4 separate regions of the Homo sapiens genome follow, and all the other regions are linked to region 1. Evidence: chromatin loops called from intact Hi-C (ENCODE). Cell type or tissue: endothelial cell of umbilical vein. All regions are shown on one strand.

What was found. Hi-C counts contacts between places; a loop is a spot of excess contacts. Peaks named below come from ENCODE experiments on the same cell type or tissue, not always from the same donor. Only the 100,000 strongest peaks of a DNase experiment are listed, where the experiment ranks them.
Region 2: it touches region 1 in a loop (6-fold over the local background); 7 of 110 quality-filtered maps call a loop at or near these places.
Region 3: it touches region 1 in a loop (9-fold over the local background); 7 of 110 quality-filtered maps call a loop at or near these places.
Region 4: a loop joins it to region 1, with 4 times the contacts of the local background. A loop is called at or near these places in 11 of 110 quality-filtered maps.

The regions. Positions count from the first base shown.
Region 1 is chr20:32,650,198-32,655,197 of GRCh38, forward strand. C20orf203 (chromosome 20 open reading frame 203) reads right to left here. Exons shown (of 6, transcript NM_182584.4): 2 at 1,536-1,784; 3 at 821-969; 4 at 1-684. The coding sequence starts at 955. The coding sequence ends at 235. Among named protein-coding and RNA genes, the nearest start is that of C20orf203, 21 kb to the right of the region's middle. RefSeq lists an enhancer at 2,537-2,586 and a silencer at 2,877-2,976. In endothelial cell of umbilical vein, a CTCF peak has its summit at 2,903 (motif pointing left); a DNase peak (open chromatin) is centred at 2,874.
Region 2 is chr20:32,473,231-32,478,230 of GRCh38, forward strand. It overlaps NOL4L (nucleolar protein 4 like), which reads right to left. Exons shown (of 11, transcript NM_001256798.2): 5 at 1,371-1,512. Among named protein-coding and RNA genes, the nearest start is that of NOL4L-AS1, 85 kb to the right of the region's middle. RefSeq lists enhancers at 1,310-2,081, 3,626-4,397 and a silencer at 2,265-2,454. In endothelial cell of umbilical vein, no CTCF peak of the experiment used is centred here; DNase peaks (open chromatin) are centred at 921, 2,181 and 2,671; H3K4me3 peaks cover 2,015 bases; H3K27ac peaks cover 4,382 bases.
Region 3 is chr20:32,464,670-32,469,669 of GRCh38, forward strand. The region is part of intron 5 of NOL4L (nucleolar protein 4 like); the gene reads right to left. Among named protein-coding and RNA genes, the nearest start is that of NOL4L-AS1, 94 kb to the right of the region's middle. In endothelial cell of umbilical vein, a CTCF peak has its summit at 2,247 (motif pointing left); DNase peaks (open chromatin) are centred at 1,072 and 1,832; H3K27ac peaks cover 5,000 bases.
Region 4 is chr20:32,153,322-32,158,321 of GRCh38, forward strand. TM9SF4 (transmembrane 9 superfamily member 4) reads left to right here. Exons shown (of 18, transcript NM_014742.4): 13 at 1,782-1,865; 14 at 4,473-4,648. Among named protein-coding and RNA genes, the nearest start is that of TM9SF4, 46 kb to the left of the region's middle. In endothelial cell of umbilical vein, no CTCF peak of the experiment used is centred here; DNase peaks (open chromatin) are centred at 2,070 and 2,460; H3K27ac peaks cover 1,674 bases.

The sequences.
Region 1 (5,000 bases):
CTACCCAGAGCCAGCCTGGCACAGCCTCGGTCCCTAATCATGTTTGCTGAATGCCTTGAATACAAGCGCCGGTGCCCAGAATCTCCTTGAGGTTTCAGCTGGGCGTGCCGGGCCCATCCCCCACTCTGGGGAGCAGAATGATTGTGGGGGGTGGTAACAGGGGACACCCTGAGGTGGTGGTGGCCTTGGTAGGACAGGCAGGCAGAGCTGGGGGTGGGGGCGCCCTGGGCTCGGCTAATTAAACAGCGACCGTGATGAATTGGAGAGAAACTGCTGCTTGCTAATTAAAGGTGCAGGCAACTTGCCTGGCAAGGATGGGAGGCAGAAGTCCTGGAAACATGTTGAGGTCCAGGCCAGCGAGGACAGAGCTTGGCCAAAGTCCCCCACCGTGCCCATTCTGGGCATCCCTCCCATTGCCCTCCCCCGCCCAGCAGGGGCCCGCAGCCCCCTCCCCACTTCCCTATCTCTCCGACCCACCTTGCTGAGCCTGAGGCCTCCAACTTCCCCCCACCCCTCCCCACCAACCCAAATCCTTTCCTGATAAGGGCCTGGGTGTTGCGGAGGAGGAGGCTGGCGCTGGTGGCTGGGCTGGGGGTGGACTCGCTGAGCCTTTGAGGTCCTCCTTCCCGCCCCACCGCCAAGGTCCCAGAGGTGGGCAGTGAGTCCAGCCAAGACTGATGTGGCCTGTTGGGAACAAGGCCCCCAAGAAGATCATAGAATCTTAGTACCTGAGACTCGCAAGGGGCTTTAGGTCTTCCCTAATTTCCCAACAGTCCCCAGTGTCAGCCCAGGTGTGGGAGACAGGGACAGCACTTCTTACCCGGCTCAGCATTCCAGTTTTTGTAAAGGGAAAACTGGCCAGGCGAGGTGGCCACTGCCTGTGATCCAGCATGTTGGGAGGCTGAGGCAGGAGAATCGCTTGAGCCCGGGAGTTCAAGACAGGCCTAGGAAACATAGGAGACCCTCTCTCTAAAAAAAAAAAAAAAAAAAAAAAAATTAGCTGGGTGTGTTGGCTTGCGCCTGAGGGTTCAGCTACTCATGGGGTAGCTACTCAAGTGGGAGGATCACTTCAGCCCAGAAGGTTGAGGCCGTAGTGAGCCATGATCGCCCCACTACACTCCAAAGTGGGCAACAGAGCGAAACCCTATTCAAAAAAAAAAAGGAAAAGAAACGAGAAAATTGGAGCAAATGATCTCTGAGCCTTGAAGATTCTTACAGGGTGGACAAGAAAACCCCCTGAAGCTGCTCATCCCTGCCCCAAGTCACTTCAAAGCAGGGCTGTAGGCTCAGACACCTTTACCAACCAACGTGACCTCAGGCAAGGGAGCTCATTGTCACATGCCTGGGTTTCCCCATTTGCAAGGCTGGGGATGGCAACAGAGCCCACCTCAAAGGGTCTCTGAGAAGACTGGAGGAGATAACAAAGGTGAAGTGTCCAGCACAGCAACTGGTCTGACCTGAATAGCCAGCCACTGCCATCTGAAAGGTCTGGGGAACTGGGGGGTGACCTGGCACCTAGCCTGTCCGAGTCTTACCTCTTCATGTGGCAGCTGCAGTCTGGCACTCTGAGGAGGAGGATTAGAGAGCTTAAGTGACTTCTGCAAAGCCACACCACTACGGAAGAGGAAGAGGCAGCCTTGGATCCCTTGAGTGAGGAGAGGATGGGACCTGGATTCCTATGTTGACATTTGTTGAGCATCTACTGGATGCAGGGTCCTGAACAAGACCCCAGGAAGGGACTAAGATGAATCTGAGATTCACTCTGCCTTTAAGGGGACCCCAGTCTGGAAGGAGAGAGAAAACACACATACAAATAACTAGAATGCAAAGCAAATGTGGCTGGATGCAGTGGCTCACACCTGTCACTTTGGGAGGCTTAGGCAGGAGGATCACTTGAGATCAGGAGTTCGAGACCAGCCTGGCCAACACAACAAAACCTCGTCTCTACTAAAAATACAAAAATTAGCTGGGTGTGGTGGTGCACGCCTGTAGTACCAACTACTTGGGAGACTGAGGCACGAGAATCACTTGAACCTGGTGGGGCAGAGGTTACAGTGAACTGAGATCGTGCCAGTGAGCTGAGATCATGCACTTCAGCCTGGGCGACAGAGCAAGACTCCATCTCAAAAAAAAAAAAAAAAAAAAAAAAAAGCAAATACCCCTGGCATCAGAGGGGGCCCAGCAGCCCTCCATGCAAAGGGGCTGGGGTGAGACTCTTGGGATGGCGGGGAGATGCTGCTGTGTCTTGGAGCTCAATTTGCAAGGCAAAGGTTTTGATTTTATTTGAACGATAAAATCAGCCCTGGGGGTCATGGGGGTGCTGATGGAGCCTCCTCTGGCTTTTTTGGGAAGTTCTGGGTGGTCCCTGACCTCTGTGATTCCTGCTTCGAAGGTTCTGGGATCTATCCTGGAGGTATCTAGGAGTCCCGGATGCTGTGGTTTTTGGAGACTACACTGTCCAGACCCCCAGCATGAATACATTCACGTCCACAAAAAACAGTGAGGGCCCCCTTCCAGGTAGCCAGACACGCACCAGTTTGGGGGGCTTCCTGCTGCTGGGCAATTTGGTGGGGAGAGGATGCAGCACCAGTGAGAGGCCCTCTCAGAGATGGTGGAAGCCTCTCAAGGCTGAGAGATGCAAGGCTGCTGGCCCCGATGTTGCAAAGCCTGAGCCTCAGGCGGCAACCCAAAGCGGGCAGGGTGAGTGCTAGGTCACTGGCCTTGGGGATGGTGCCTCCGTCACTCCCTTCCTGGAGATCAGAGCTCAGCCAGAGGAGCGGGCTGGTCTAGCCACAGGAAGTCTGTGCAAGCACAGCCAGCAGCTCCTGGAAAATAGGCGCTGCTCTCAGCCTCCCCAGGGCACCCTGCACCCAAGCTGGGCCAAATGATGGTCTGGGGCGCCCTCTGGTGGCTCCTCTGGGCAGTGGTGGATGCTGAAGCCACTGTGAATTTAAGGGTGGGTGGGGCAGAGATGGTCAGAGTTGGAAGATTTCAAGGTGGACCACTCTTTCCACTACACAGATGGGAAAACCAAGGCCCAGAGGGAAGTGACCTGCCTACAGTTGCACAGCCAGTGACTAATACAAGAACAGAACCCAGAAGTTCCTCTGTACCAATGCTTTTTTTTAGGGGGTCTCAAGACATCCCACCCTAGGGGAGGGAAGGCTGAGTGTCCAGGGCTCACTCCCAGTGCATATGGACAGCTGAACTGTAGGTCGCTGAGTATCTGTGTGACATAGCATGCAGCACTTCCCTCCCAGGCTTGGTTCTTTGCCTCTAAAGCCTGGGGTTACTGTGTTGGCAAGGGATGGGGGACTAGGCCTCCTGCTTGCACACTGCTAGAACTGAGGGTGTAAACCAGCCAATCTTTCGGGGAGTTCTAAGAAGAGTGTTCCTACAGCTGGTATCATACTTCATGGTGAGAGATTGGGTGCTTTCCCCAAGACCAGGAACAAGACAAGGATGTCCACTCTTACGGCAAAGTTGAATTCACGACTTGTATTCAACACTGTACTGGGTACAATGGCAAGAAAATAAAGTCATCCAGATTGCAAAAGAAGAAGTAAAACTATCCCTACTTGCAGATGACATGATCTTATATATAGAAAATCTTGGTTGGGAGCAGTGGCTCATGCCTGTAATCTCAGCACTTTGGGAGGCCAAGGCAGGTGGATCACCTAAGGTCAGGAGTTTAAGACCAGCCTGGCCAGCAAGGCAAAACCATGTCTCCACTAAAAATACAAAAATTAGCCAGGCGTGGTGGTGTGTGCCTGTAACCCCAGCTACTCAGGAGGCTGAAGCACAAGAATTGCTTGAACTTGGGGTGCAGAGTTTGCAGTGAGCCAAGATCACGCCACTGCACTCCAGCCTGGGTGATGGAGCGAAAAAAAAAAAAAGAGAAAATCCTAAAGAATCCACTAAAAAAAAGTTATAACTAATAATTGGGTTTGGCAAAGTTGCAGGATACAAGATCAATATACAAAAATCAATTGAGCTTCTACACATTTGCAATGAACACTTCAAAAATGTAATTATGAAAATAATTCAATTTATACTAGCATCAAAGAGAATAAAATGCTTAGGAATAAAAGAAGTACAAAACTTATAATCTGAAAACTACAAAACATTGTTTAAAGAAATTAAAGATGCCATAAATAAATGGAAAAATACCAATGTTCATAGATCTAAAGACCCAATACCATTAAGATGGCAAGACTCCCCAAATTGATCTTCAGATTCAACACAATCTCCATCAAAATTCCAACTTGGTTCTTTACAGAAATTGACAAGCTGATCCTAAAATTCATATGGAAATTTAAGGGACTCAGAAAAGCTAAAACAGTCCTGAAAAAGAATAATGGTGGGCCAGGCGTGGTAGCTTATGTCCGTAATCCCAGCACTTTGGGAGGCCGAGGTGGGCAGATCACTTGAGTCCAGGAGTTTGAGACCAGCCTGGGTGATATGGTGAAACCTCATCTCTACAAAAAATACAAAAATTTAGCTGGGTGTGGTGGCATGTGCCTGTAGTCCCAGCTACTCAGGAGGCTGAGGTGGGAGGATCACTTGAACCTGGGAGGTAGAGATTGCAGTGAACCAAGAATGTGCCACTGCATTCCAGCCCGTGTGACACAGCAAGATCCTTCCCCAAAAAAAGAAGAAGAAAAAATGAACAATGTTGGAGTGCACACACTTCCAATTTCAAAAATTACTATAATAAACTACAGTAATCAGGACAATGTGGTACTGGCATAAGGACAGACATAGAGATCAATGAAATATAAATAAGAGTCCTGAGAGTCCAGAAATAAACCCTCACATTTGGTTCAGCCGCAAGAGCCGAACATATTTAATGGTGGAGTTCAATGGGGAAAACAGAGTCTTGCAAAAGAAAGAGGTCAGACCCCTGCCTCACACCATACACAAAAATTAAAGTGGATGAAAACAAATGTAGGAGCTAAAACTATAAAACTCTGAGAACATAGACATAAATCTTCATGACC
Region 2 (5,000 bases), 180 kb before region 1:
GTGGCCCCAGCTGGGCTCTGCAGGCACCGCCCTCAGTGTTCCTTGGGCGTGGCCTCAATCGGCTCAGTTGAGGCGGGAGGTCAGCTGCTGCGCTTGTCCCAGCCCCAGAGCCCCCCAGAGCACGTGGCTGCCCCCGCCGGTCCCCACCCCCGTGGGAACGCTGGAAGGCGGCACTGGCCTGGGAGGCTGGCAGCACGAGGGGGTCGCACCGACCTCACGAGGCATCAAGCACAAAAGCCTTTTCTTTGCCGGCAGCCACGCACCCCACTCCTCCTGCAGCCACTCCCTGTGCTCCCCAGCCCCTGGCCCAGACACCTCCAGCTGCCTCCAGACTGGGTCTCCTCCCAAACAAAGCCGGATTCAGGCCTTCGGGAGGCAGGCGCGCAGGTTCTGCCATGGAGATGAACTTTGACCCAAACAGCAAGGCTCCTACCCCTTATTTACTCTTTAAGGCTGACCCGTTTCACAGAGTTCACATTACACCCCTTTTTAATCCGCACCTCCCTCCCACATTCCAGGCCTCGACCTTCAACCCCTCCTAATTGCTGGCTCCGGCTCCTACACCCCAGTTCTTGGGCCCAGCTCACTCATCCCTGCCCCCAACCATCTCCTCCACGGAAACAAAGGCGATGCTGGGGTGCTGTGCTCACAGGGCCACCTCACAACCCTGGCACACCAAGGTAGATGCCAGGGTCCCAGAGCCCAACCACTTGGGGGAGTCCACGTGGAGGCCGGGGTGGATCTTTGGGGTCTGATTCCTGACCCTAACTCTCCAACCCCTGAGAAGGAAGCCTCTATTCCAAGGGAGGCTGGAGTAGGCTGCCTGGCAGGCCCTGCGCGGAGGCGGTCAGGGCTAGGGAAGAATCCGGACAGCTCCCCAGCCAGCCGCATCGCATCCCAAGGGGCTAGGGTGAATGTGGGCAGCTGCACTGCCTGGTCACTCACCAGGTGACCTGGGCTATAGCCTCACATGTGGCTGCAGAAACACAGCTTGTTTCCCTTGCTGGGCAGCGGAACTGCTCTGGGTTAGGTACACTGTGAACCTTCCCAGGCCTGCCCCTGGTAACTCTGAAACCCACATTGCAGAAGCCCATGGCATCCCGGCAACCAGGCAGACCCCCCGCCCCGCAGGCTGCCAGTCCTATGGGCTCTCTCCCTCATCTTTGGGAGGAAGGAGCCAGGAGCTGGGGCACTGGGGCCCATGGAGATGCTGAGAACACTGGGGGCAGTGCAAGCTTGGGCCTGAGCCACCCAAAGGCCTTGGCCCAGATTCCGCCACCCTGGAGTGTGTCCACACCTCTCACCTGAGGACAACTGGGAGCAGGGGGCCGGGCACAGCCCCTCCTCAACTGCCACCAAGGGGCACTCACCGTCCTCTTGACTGTGGAGGTTCTGCGGGCTCCGCATCCTCTCGTCCTGGCTGGGGCTCAGGCTGGAGGCCAGGTGCGGGTCAGCTGACATCCATGTGGAGTCGCTCATATCAAAATCCTCGCTGCTCACAGAAGTCTCATCCTGAGCAGGGACAAAGAAGGTGGGCATTCAGCAGGGACGGGCTCTCATCAGCCTGAGGCAGCCTTGTGGGTGGACCCCAGGGCCAGTGGGCGTTTGGGAGTGCCCTGAAGGCGGCAGGAGCCCTCAAACCTTGAAGTGAGGGCTGGGTGGTGCTCCCCCTTGCCCGGTGGAAGTGGCCCCGGCTCTGGTTCCTGTCGGAAGCCAAGGCTAAGGGCCGGCACTGTCTGTAATTGAAGACAATTATGAGGTCTCGCATCCTGCAGGGGCGGATGGCAGGGCCTGGCTCTTACCCTTGTGAGCCAAGGTTGAAACAAGCGCTGTAAACAAGGGCTGCCGCTCCCTGCTCTCAGCCCAGGGACCGGGGCTCACTCTGCACAGGACCCGGCGGCAAGAAGCGGGCAGCAGCACATGCCCGCCACCAGGCACTGAGGCTGAGCTGAGTGCCCCCAGCAGGCCTGGCGCCCTGACTCCCATGAAGCATGCATGGAATTCCTTTCTCCCACTCCCCCAGCCCAGAGGACGTTTCTGTCTTCCTCCTTCCTAACCTTTGCTGTGCTTCAAAGATACGCTCTTGGGCAGCTTCCAGGGCTGAAAGGGCCAGCCCCAGAAGTGCAGAGAAGGAAGGGGGCGGGGCAGGCCAGGGTTCGGACCAGACCGCAAAGGGGGTTCAGCTCAAGGGCCTGGGGGGCCGCCAGGGCGTTCCAAACAGCCGGATGGCCTGCTAGAGAGGACCACGCCTGCCTCCTCTCTCCTCGCTGCCGGCTTCGGGCCGGCCCTTGGCCAGTCATCCGGGAACCCCCGGGGCGGGGCCCCTTCAACCCAGCCCTCCAGGGGGAAGGGCCCCCACCTCCTCCAGGCCCAGCCTTTCAGGAGCAGCAAGCAACTGTGCCTGGGAGCTGGCTGTAAAACCAAGAAAGATGACCCAGCAGCTCCCACACCCGGAGTTCTGGCCTCCCCCCAGCAAGACACAATGGCCTCTGTGGGCCCCCAGTGAGGACCTCTGACAGAGCACCCCCCAAGCCTCCCCTCCGGGGCCCCCCTCACAGACACCTCTTTTATAGTGAGCAAACACACTTTGGTTGGAACTTTCTTAGACTGCTGTCCCTGAGGCAGACACATCTGCTCCAAGTGCTAGGGAACCAGTGTGGATTCGCCTCCACTCCCTCCCCCACCGGCTGGGCTGGTAGGGAGTTTCCTGGAATTTATAGCTTCTGTGCAGTGTGGACCCTCTGCTGAATCCAGAGGACAGGAGCTGGGCTGTGACGCCTGTAGTCCCCACGCGGCACACCCAGGGCCTCGGGGGATGGACAGAGCCCACGTGTCCTCTAGTGTCCTCTCCCCACACACAGGCACACGCACTCACTCTGCCTCCCTCCCACAGGCTGCCTGCTCCATAAACACAAGCACCTCCACCCACAGCCCTCCTTCGTGAAAACTCGCTCACACACCCGGAGGGACACACACACACACACACACACACACACACACACACACGTTCAAAAGGCTCTGCACAAAGGGTACAAAGGGACAACAAAACTCTCCCCTGTGCTAACTGGATGGAGGGAGACGAAGGGGAGGGGGAAGAGAGGCTGGCAGGTGGGGGAAGGTTCCTTGGAGCCTTGAGCAAGGCTGCAAGGTGCAGCCGGCTCCCCATCTTCCCAGCTGGTCGTGCCATGCGGGCTCCGGGAACCAGGAACGGGGCATCTTGCATGGGCCCCTTGCTACTTCCTGGATGCCCAGGGGGTGCCATGCTCTGGGTTTGACCTGAAGTCACAGCTGAAGGAGGAAGACTCTTGGGTATTGTTCAAATGCTCACGACTTAAAAGACAGAGTATTCTAGTAACAGTTGAAAGTGCCACCTACTCCAAACTCCCCATCCATCCATTCGACAGGTATTTACTGAGCACCTGCTATGGGCCAAGCTCCGCTCTAGGTGCTGGGAAACTCAGCTGTGGACCAGACACACTCCTGGCCTGCCTGGCACCCCTCGATCCACGAGGGAGATGGACAATGAGCAGAAAAACATTGATGACGGCTGCAAAGCACATGGAAGCAGGGCAAGAGGGCAGAGGGACCTGTTTGCCAGGGCAGCCCAGAAAAACCCCACGGGTCAGAAATGCTGGAGCAGAGGCCTGCGAGAAGTGAGGAGGGGAGCCCATGAGGTCTGTGTGGCTCCACGCAAGTTTCAGGCACAGGCAGCAGCAAGTGGGGCACAAGCTGCTGGGTTTGAGGAGAGGCAAGGAGGCTGCTGTGGGCAGGCATGGGCGGGCACACGGGGACAGAGGAGCCACACGAAAAGTTCCCCTCCCACAGTGCACGTAACCCTGGCAGGGCCGTACCTGCCATCTCTAGGTTGGAGAAAGGCTCTTGAACTCCACTCAATACGCACACTCTGGCCTCTCTCAGCCAAGTTCAAACCATAACAACAGAAGGCAAAGCTTCTCAGGGGCCCAGCGCTCCCCTGGACTTGTGGTATTTCACCCTCACTACAGGTCCACCAGGTAGGTACAGTTGACAGCCCCGCTCCACAGATGAGGAAACTGAGGCTCCAGGAGGTTAAGGTGCTCGCCCAAGGTCACGAGCTAACACGAGGCAGAGCCAGATCTGTGCAATCGCCAAGGACTGGACACGCCCTCCTAACTGAGTTGGCCCTCGCCTAGAACCCACACTGCTGCTGTGAACCACAATCCCAATTCCAAGCTGTATCCAGCTGTCACTGTCTTGTGGGTCTCTGCCCTGTCTTTCCCTGGAAAACCTTCGGTCCTTCCAACAGTGGGGACCAGACTGTATGTCCTCTGAATCCCGCACAAGGCAGTGAGACTTGTTGAATCAACTGAATTGCCTGGCATAGTGTTGGTGTTTAATGAGGACGCTCCATTAATTTGACAATTAAGGACTCTGGTCCCATTGCGCACAGTTCTTGAATGGAGGGCATATGAAGCCCAGGATGCAGGCTGGTGGGCTGGTGGCACCCTGGTGCCCTGCAATGCCTCCCTCCTGCCGCTGCCAGCCACCCCACACACAGCCAGGGTTTCTCTGGCTCACATCACTGAACTGTTCACCCAAATGCCCCCTCCAACCCTCACTCCCTTGATGGGTCCCACTGGGAAAAGGTGGGCTACACCTAACCTGGCATCAAAATCACCTGATTAGGAGGAGCACCCAGTGCCCACAGGCACGGGACTTCAGGCTAATGGTTTTATTAGATTTCCTCCCATGACCCCATAACACAGGCACCCACGTCAGGCCTAGCTCCAGCTCTGATAACTGCCCCTGCGAGGCCCGCCCCGCCTGCCCCAACTGCCCAGGGGCACGAAGCCAGCAGCACAGCTGGTGTGTAGACCCAGGCAGCCTGTGCCCAGAGCCTGCATCACACTGTCACCGCACCATGGGCCACCTCACCACATCTCCTCCCTTCAATGGGAGGAACCAGATTCCTTAACAACCAAGTGTCTCAAGATGAGGCCCAGAGGGAACTCATGGGTGAT
Region 3 (5,000 bases), 190 kb before region 1:
CCCTCACAGTCGGGAGCAGCACTGTCCGACAGAAACAGAGTGGGAGCCGCATGAGGGATTTGAGTGCCCTAGTACCCACATTTTAAAAAGTAATAAAGAAACAGGTGAAATCAATTTTAATAATCTACTTTATTTAACCCAATATATCCAAAATAGTACCATTTCAACAAATAATTGATACCGTGTTATCAGAGCTGAGATATTTCACCTTCTTCTTTCCTACGGAGCCGCTGAGACGCAGCGTGTATTGCACACCTGTCTGCACTAGCCTTTTCCAAGGCTCAGTAGCCGTCCTTGGCTAATGAATTAGACGTCACACACCTAGATCTTCCCCTAAAACTGAAATCATTTCTCTCTGCAGAGACCCTGGGGTTCCTGGCCCGTAGAGAGGTGTCCAAGCTGCAGATGATGTTCAGGCCTTGGGACAGGTGGCTCAAGCGGTGGGGCCCTGGAGACAGACACCACCTTCAGTGGAGGGGGAGGTGGACACCAATTATGCGTCAGGTCCCGAGTGTCAGGCGGCGGGTAACTCATCATGCCTGATTTGCACAACCACCCTCTGCAGCAGACATCAGGGAGGAACCAGAGGCTCCAGGGGGAAGTCACCGACCCATCACCCGGGATGAGTGGAGGCGCCCAGACAGGCCCCAAAGCACCACCCAGGCCGCCCAGTGCTCTCAGACATTCTGGGAGCCTCCAAGGCCAGCCTTGATTTGCCCATCTGTACTGTGGGACAATTCCCTACCCCTGCTACCAGACTGCTCCACTTCCTAGAGCCCCTCCCCCAACACCTACTGGCCACTGATGCCCCGGGGAAGCGCTCCCAGGATGAACTGCCTGTGTGTGGGTGTTCTCCCTGGCCCCGTCCTCCAGGCCAAGCACAGGCGGTGAGAAATAAACACTAATTCAGTGTGCAAAGATCGAGCCGAGACACACAGCCTGCTCCCCGTGTTCTCAGAGCAAACAGAGCCACTCCAGGCCACCATGTGTGAATGATTCACGGGGCAGGGCCCTGGCCCCAAAGCCCCTGCAGGCCCTCCTCCAGCCCTCCCGGAAGCCAGTCTGGGTTCGGTGCATTGCAGTCCTTAGGTCGGAGTGATGACGCCAACGCGGCCTGGTCACTTCCTGGTTCCTGGGAAAGTCACCCTTGAACAGGCTCCCGGTGGAGGTGCCTCAGGAGGGCCTGTCCCTGACACAGGAGCCTGCAGGATGGAGCTCTGTATGTGTCCTGGGCTGAGGGGTGGTGGCGAAGGGCAAGGGCACTGATCCCCACGTGGCCCCACTGGGCCAGGCTCACCTTCACCTCCATTCTTTTTTTTTTTTTTTTTTTGAGATGGAGTCACTCTGTAGCCCAGTGGTGTGATCTTGGCTCACTGCAACCTCCACCTCCTGGGTTCAAGCGATTCTCCTGCCTTAGCTTCCTGAGTAGCTGGGATTACAGGTGCCCATCACCACGCCCAGCTAATTTTTGTATTTTTAGTAGAAGTGGGGTTTTGCCATGTTGGCCAGGCTGGTCTCAAACTCCTGACCTCAAGTGATCTGCCTGCCTTAGCCTCCCAAAGTGCTGGGATTATGGGCATGAGCCACCACGCCTGGTTCACCCACTTTCTCAGTAGGTGAACCTCTCGGCTCCTCAGGCCCCAGAGCTTGTCCTCCCCAGCATCCCAGACAAGGCCAGGGCTGTGTAGGCCCTGCCCACTCCTGGATAAAGGGATCTCTCGGTGCTGTCTCCCAGCGTCTCTCACCCCTTGGCGGGCCGGGGCCCAGCACAGCCCAGCATTGTCTGTGCCGCCTGCGGCCCAGCTGATGATGGACACTTTCCTGTGACCCGGGACTGCCAGTGTGGCCCACAGCCAATCCCTGGAAGGCTTGGGCCCCAGCTCTCTGCTCCTGGGGGAGGGGAGGCCAGGAGGCCGCCGCCTGCTCATCTGTTGTGGGTATTTGGAGCCTTGAGGAGGAACAAACAGCTCTTGCTCCTGGGGTGGGGGTGGGTGGGACCTGCACCCAGAGAATGGGGCCCAGCTCTGGTTTCTGGCCTCAGCTGTGAGAATTAGGGTCAGGGCAATGGACACAGCCATAATGAGCAGGTGTTGGGGAGAAGGCTTGGCTTAAAAGCCCACTGCAAGAGAAGCCTTTCACAGGCCAGCCCAGGGAGGCTGGTGCAGGGGCCACACCTCCTGCCATGCAATACTGACCAGAGCAGACGTCTGGCCATGAGTGTTGGGTCCACGGGGAGGCAGCAGCAGGCCGGAGTTCTGTGCCTCCTGGTGGGAGAGGGCTGCTGTGACCCAGGGATGGGCCCAGGGGAGGGTGGGCATCACCTGAGGAGGACACTAGAAAGAGCCGCGGCACAGGGGTAATGCGGGTAATGGTCTCTGAGCCCGGGTGGCCTGGTCGTTACTCCCACCAGCTCCTTCCCCATCAGCCTTATGGCTTCCTGCCTGATCCCTCACTTGAACGGCTTCACGCTGTGCTGGGGACACCCCATGGCACCCTGAGTACCAGAAGCCAGAAGCACACTTCTGCCTGGCACCTTCTCCTTGGATGGCAGCACTGACTCCTCGCTGCCTGCTTAGCTGCCCATCAGTGTGGGCACCTGGATGGGTCTGGCATTTGCCAGATTGAGAAGCAGGGTCTTGGGAACTTGGGGTCCCTGGACAGGGCCTGGCACATGTGGGTGGGGAGGGAGGGACAGGGACTCAGGACAAGCTGTGAGTGCCTGGGTCTGGTTGACACCAAGGACCCCCTAGCCCGGCTCCCTTTACGAAGAAGCACAACCCGGGCGGTGGTTGGGAGCTGAGAGCAGGGGTGGGGATGCCGCTGAGGGTGGCTGTGAGGTAAGCTGCAGTCAGGGTCCCACAGGCCTCCATGGCAGAGGGGACCAAGGGAGACCAGGCTGGCTGAGGAGGCAAGACTGGACCAACGGGGTGGTGCGCAGGGCTCAGAGAATCTGGGGGAGGTGAGGAAGACCGCCCACATCCAGTCCCAGCCTGGCCCCCAATGGGCCTGTGCTGTCCACATCTGGTCCTCAACCGCCTGGCAAGGTGGGCCAAGATGATCACCCCCAGCCCAGCAAGGGGTTGGCACCCGCCCAAGGCTGCCTGGCAAGGAGGGAACTGAGCAAGATCTGAGCTCTGTGTGCCCCCACACTTCCCTGCAGACCTCTTGGAGGCCAGGGAGGAGGCACACAGGGGAGGGGGCCGGGCCAAGGAGAAGAGGCCAACAGCACTGCTGCTGTAAATACCGAGCCCTGGGCACTCAGGAAACACACCTGCTCCCCAGAGACCCGCCCTGCTGCCCAGTTTGCATTTCTGGGTGGTGGAGGGCCCCACCCAAGGGCAGCAGGGGCCAGGAGGTAGGAAGCCTTGGTCTTCTCACTAAGAGCTCCTGGGGGCATGCCAGGATGAGGGGCCACAGCCCCCAGGCCATGTCACAGAGAGAAGCTGTGGCCCAGAGTTGGGGGATCGGCTAGCTCAAGACCATACTTCGGGGAAGGGCCGGCCAGATCCATGGCACAGCACCCAGGACCTGCCTACAGGATGCCACATATTGGGCCCGACCACTCCATCCTCCCAGAACCCTTCCATGCCAGACCCTCCCCAGATGGCCTGGCTGTGGCCTCTCTGCCCTTCTCTCCTGGTTGGAGCTTGGGGTCATAGGGAGCTTTTGGAAACAGGTGACCCAAGAAACCCTCAATCCTGGCATCGGGCACCTCCTCCCTTCCCAGCCCCCTGCTGCCACGCCTCTGCCCAGCTTCCCAGGCCACCTCCTCCCAGGCCCTTTCTCTGATTCCCCATCTCTGCCAAGAGTGACTCAGTGGCCGTTGGTTGAGCACCTATTCAGTGCTAGGGCCTGGGGATAAAGCCCAGGACAGGAGACTCAGGCCACATGGGGCCAGCCCTGAGGGGCACCCTGCAGCGCCACTTCCAGCAATGAAAAACAGGGACTTGGCCAAGCACGGTGGCTCACGCCTGTAATCCCTGCATTTTGGGAGGCCGAGGCGGGCAGATCATGAGGTCAGGAGTTTCAGACCAGCCTGACCAACATGGTGAAACACTGTCTCTACTAAAAATACAAAAATTAGCCAGGCGTGGTGGTGCACGCCTGTAATCCCAGCTACTCGGGAGGCTGAGGCAGGACAATTGCTTGAACCTGGAAGGCGGAGGTTGCAGTGAGCCGAGATTACACCATTTTGCACTCCAGCCTGGGCAACAGAGCGGGACTCCATCTCAAAAAAAAAAAAAAAAAAAAGAAAGAAAGAAAGAAAGAAAAACAGGGACTTGAGTGTCCTTCCACAGGAGTGGCCAAAACGCTGGCTCTGGAGAGACCCAGTCCCTGTGGTCTGGGCAAGTTACTTCCCCTCGGAGACGATGTTTCCTGCCCTGTGGAACAGCGACATGTATAGCTCTGGGCTCACAGGGTCAGGCTGGGCACACAGCAGGGTCAGGCTGGGCACACAGCGGGCTCAGGAATGGGACCCCAGTCACTGGACTGACTAGACAAGCTTTGAACTGTGGCTGGCCCACATCAGTGTCAGGGAGGCCAATGACTATGTGAGAAAAAAGGCGCCAATACTGCCTCATTGAAAAGAAAATGAGGCTCTGGTTACTTAGATACATAGAAAAGTCTGAGAAAAATAGGGCCCCAGACATCATTATTTTTCATTTTCTTTTTTCCTCCTTTATTTTTCTATTTTTTTTTCTTTTTTTTCTTTTTTTTAGATGGAGTTTTGCTCTTGTTACTCAGGCTGGAGTGCAAATGGTGTGGTCTCGGCTTACTGTAACCTCCGCCTCCCGGGTTCAAGCAATTCTCCTGCCTCAGCCTCCGGAGTAGCTGGGATTACAGGCATGTGCCACCACACCCAGCTAATTTTGTATTTTTAGTAGAGACAGGGTTTTTCTATGTTGGTCAGGCTGGTCTCAAACTCCTGACCTCAGGTGATCCACCCGCCTCAGCCTCCCAAAATGCTGGGCTTACAGGCGTGAGCCACCGCACCTGGC
Region 4 (5,000 bases), 500 kb before region 1:
GGCTGTGAGCCAAAGATGAAACTGGCAATGGAGGTTTGAGCATCAGGTTCCGGAGGGCCTTCGTCATTGTGGTTAGTGACCCACCTGGATGCTCAGGCTGCCACAGCAGTCCCTGGCCTGGTGATCAGTGTGGCAAGAAGGTTCATGCCGGTTGTGGTGGCTTGTGCCTCTAATCCCAGTCCTTTGGGAGGCCGAGGCAGGAGGATCACTTGAGCCCAGGAGTTTGAGATCAGCCTGGGCAACACAGTGAGACCCTGTCTCTACAAAAAATAAATTACTTGGATGTGGTGGCATGTGCCTGTAGTCCTCCTAATCAGGCAGGTGAGGTGGGAGGATCACTTGAGCCCAGGAGTTTGAGGCTGCGGTGAGCTATGATTGCACCACTGCACTCCAGCCTGAGTGACAGAGTGAGACCCTGTCTCTGAAGAAAATAGAAGAAAAAGTCTCAACTGTAACTCTGGTGCATTGACTAGACTAGAATCCCTGTGCCTATACCCCACCCAAGAGATTCTGACTGGCAAGAATACACTGCAGTAGGTCAGGAGCATGGGCTCTGGGGTCAGACTGCCTGCGTTTATACCTCTGCTGTACCTTCAGGAGGCTGGGTGACGTGGAGGTGGTGAGGGGTTGTCTTTAACATCGCCAGGCCTCAGTGTCCTCATTAAAAGGAATAATGGTAGACTTTCCTTCCAGACTTGCGTGAGGATTAGGTGAGACAAGGTACATAGGAACCCAGCATCTGCCACCCCAAGACTCAGAGCTTCACCATCCTTCTAGGCAGTTTGGGTTGGGGCCCAGACATACGTGTTTTGTTAAAGTTGTTTTTTAGGGTTTTTGTGTGTGTGTGAGACAGAGTCTTGCTCTATTACCCAGGCTGGAGTGCAGTGGCATGACTCGGCTCACTGCAACCTCTGCCTCCCGGGCTCAAGCAATCCATCTGTTTCAGCCTCCCAAGTAGCTGGGACCACAGGTGCGTACTACCACGCCTGGCTAATTTTTTGTAAAGACAGGGTTTCACCATGTTGCCCAGGCTGGTCTCAAACACCTGAGCTCAAGCGATTCTGGAGGTAATTTTTCTCCCCCTCAAAAAAAAAATTTTTTTACATATGTATATATTGGGTAGTTAACGTGTTCTTTTTTTCTTTTTTTTGAGACGGAATCTCGCTCTGTCGCGCAGGCTGGAGTGCAGTGGCACGATCTCTGCTCACTGCAACCTTTGCCTCCCGGGTTCAAGCAATTCTCCAGCCTCAGCCTCCCGAGTAGCTGAGACTACAGGCATGAGCCACCACACCGGCTATTTTTTGTATTTTTAGTAGAGACGGAGTTTCGCCATGTGGGCCAGGCTGGTCTCAAACTCCTGACCTCAGGTGATCCACCTACCTCGGCCTCCCAAAGTGCTGGGATTGCAGGCATGAGCCACCACGCCTGGCCAGAGTAGTTACCGTGTTCTCAGTGATGAGAGTACATCAGAGAACAAGGTAGACACACTCCTCCCAAGGAGCTCACAGTCTTTTGGGGATAGGCGGATATTGATCAGGTAGCCAAAATATGTAATTACGAACTGGGATGAGAGCAAGAAGGGGCAGTATTAGGGACCTGAGAGGGCATAGAACAGAGTCCTGCTCAGTCTGAGGGTCAGGGAATACTTTCTGGAAGGAATGATGCTTGAGCAGAGTCTGAAAGACAAGGAGGGCTTAAGAGCTTCTGGTCTGGGGGCCCCACCGGGACAGGTAGGGGAGGTCCCTGGATGCTGCTCCTCAACCCGGCCCCTCTTGCTCCAGACGGCAACTCTGTACCCTGGTGTGGTTTTTGGCATCTGCTTCGTATTGAATTGCTTCATTTGGGGAAAGCACTCATCAGGAGCGGTAAGTGCCTCCCCTACCCTTCCAGCCCCTCCCCAGCAAGCGAGGACCAGTTGCACTCAGCCCTACTCCCAAAAGCCACTTCCTGCCATTCCCTTCCCTTTTCTGAGTCCCCAGAGTTACGTTCCCAGCCATGAGGGCAGAGGGCCAGCTGGGGTTTCCCCAGCCCTGCCCTTGGTGTGTCATGCCCTGGCCCTGGCCTTCCTGTGAGATCTTTCAGTCAACTGACCCAAGCCCACTTCTCTAAAGGGAGGTTTCCACAGTCCAGCGGCCAACTGGGGAATTTCCCTTTGTCTTAACCAAGAGTGAGCTGCCCAGTGTGAGTTTATTAGGTCATTATCCCAAAGCAAGCCTGTCCTCCTCAGTGTCCCTGCCCCTCAGCACCAGCCCCTGCAGGTGGAGGAGAGAGGAAAGGAAGGATCAGGTTGTATTACCCTTAGAGCTGGGAATCCTGCCAGCCCCAGTCCAGTGTGTTACTAGCAGCTGTCCAAGACTCACTGAGGAGGATTTTGAACTCAGTTGTGGGGAGGGGGAGTGGGGTCTTGGTCAATTAGCAGGACTGCAGTTGAGATGTGGCAGGCATTTTGCTATCCTAGCCTTAGCACGTAGAGCCCTCTGCCCTCCACCTGGGGGTGGCGGTAAAGGTCCTTGCATGAGGCTTCACGTCCAGGCTTACAGAGGAGGGGTTTCTTTCCCAGCAACTTAGGAAGCCACCCTCAAGACACAGTCATGCCCTTCCTCTCACTTCACCTTTTTTATCCCTGTGTTCCTTCTCCCTTTGAGCATTTTCCTCCCAGTTACCAGCTGCTCATTATAAACATTCACTGTAGAAATTTTGGAAAGTGCAGAGAAGTTAAAGAAGAAATTTAAAATAACCCCAAATCTGCTCACCCAGAGATAAATACAATGTAGGTCTTTAATATATGTTGTCTTTTTTCCTTTTTATAGATATACTTACAAAAGAATTACATAATTTAAAATTTATAAAATAACAGCAAACATTTATATGATGCTTGCTTTGTAGTAATACTGTTCTAAACACTTTATATATATATTTCTTTTTATGTGATTCTTGTAAAAAGTAAGTGTAGAGAAGAGGATAAAGAAGAAAATGAAAAATCAGTTCTAATCCCCCATATCCCATCTAAGGAAGTATTGTTAGCTCTTTGGTATAGGCCTTTCCAGGCACAAATATAAATAGATACAGTTGTCCCTTGGTATTCATAGGGGATTGGTTCCAGGACCCCTGAAGATACCAAAATTCAAGGATGCTCGAGTCCCATATATAAAGTGGCATAGTGTTTACGTACACACATCCTGTATATTCTGACTCTTCTCTAGATTACTTAAAATACCTAATACAATGTAAATGCTATGTAAATAGTTGTTATACTATATTGTTTTTTAATTTGTATTGTTGTATTTTTTGTTTGTTTGTTTTGAGACAGGGTCTCACTCTGTTGCTCAGGCTGGAGTGCAGTGCTGTGGTCTCAGCTCACTGCAACCTCTGCCTCCCGGGCTCAAGTGGTCCTCCCACCTCAGCCCCACTGAGTAGCTGGGACTACAGGTGTCACCACCACACTCGGCAATTAAAAAAAAAAATTGTAGAGATACAGTCTCACTGTGTTGCCTAGGCTGGTCTCAAACTCCTGGGCTCAAGTGATCTGCCCACCTAGGCCTCCCAAAGTGCTGGGATTACAGGCGTGAGCCACTGTACCCAGCTTATTTTATTGTATTTTTTTTTTTCCTGGACATTTTCTTTTTTTTTTTTTTTGAGACGAAGTCTCACTCTCTCACTCTGTCACCCAGGCTGGAGTGGAGTGGCAAGGTCTCAGTTCACTGCAACCTCCACCTCCCAGGTTCAAATGATTCTCCTGCCTCAGCCTCCCAAGTAACTGGGATTACAGGTGCCCCCCACAGTGCCCGGCTAATTTTTTTTTTGTAATTTTAGTAGAGACTGGGTTTTACCATGTTGGCCAGGCTGATCTTGAACTCCTGACCTCAAGTGATCTGCCCACCTCAGCCTCCCAAACTGCTGGTATTACAGGCATGAGCCACTGCTCCCGGCCTTCCTGAACATTTTCTGTTTGCAGTTGATTAAATCCACAGATGCAGAACCCATGGATACAGAGGACCGACTATGTTGTGTTTTTATTAAAATGGAATCCTTCTATACACATAGTTTATAGCCTCCTTTTTACACTTAATAGTATATCATGTAGTTTTATTCTGACAAGATTGGGAGCACTTTGTACAGTGTTGTTTTTTCCCTTCTTTTCTTCACATAATGTGCCACATGTAATCTCTTCATTTTGACCTCTTCATCTCTTCACGTTCTCAGTCCACTCCTTCCTGTTCCTCCCCTACTTCCTCCCTGGATGGTGAGCTCCTCTGGGATGCTGAGGTGCCTTCTTCACTGGGAGTCCAGATCAGGGCTGGGGTCAGCCTCAAGAGATTCTGGCCAGGAGCCCTGTGGTGGGGGCAGGGAGTGTGCTTCTGCTGCACAAGTCGCCTCTCCTTCTGTGGAGCCCAGAAGGTCCCCTCCCCCTTGCGCAGCCCCCATCCCGGGCATCAGGGCCTCGTGGGGGCCTCATGGTGCCATGTCTACAGGTGCCCTTTCCCACCATGGTGGCTCTGCTGTGCATGTGGTTCGGGATCTCCCTGCCCCTCGTCTACTTGGGCTACTACTTCGGCTTCCGAAAGCAGCCATATGACAACCCTGTGCGCACCAACCAGATTCCCCGGCAGATCCCCGAGCAGCGGTGGTACATGAACCGATTTGTGGGGTGAGTCCTCCAGCAGAGGCAAGAGCAGGGGAACGTGGAAGAGGGTACGCCCCCCTCCGCCACCAGAAGGGTGCGGCAACCAGAGTTCCTGCCGCTTCAGCCGGCTCTAATAGAGTTTATGAAAGCTTAACTTCACTCCAAGATCAAGGTGACCAGGTTGTAGGCAGACTTGGTGTCATCCTAGGAACCAGGACAAGGAAGGGGAAGGATGGAAGGGTATAGTGAGACAGGTTAAGACCATCACTTGGACCTTGGGCAAGTCACCCCACCTCTCTGCACCCCAGTTGCCCATCTATAAAATGAGGAGAATAATGCCCACCCTGCCTACCTCTCAAGAGATTATAATAGTACA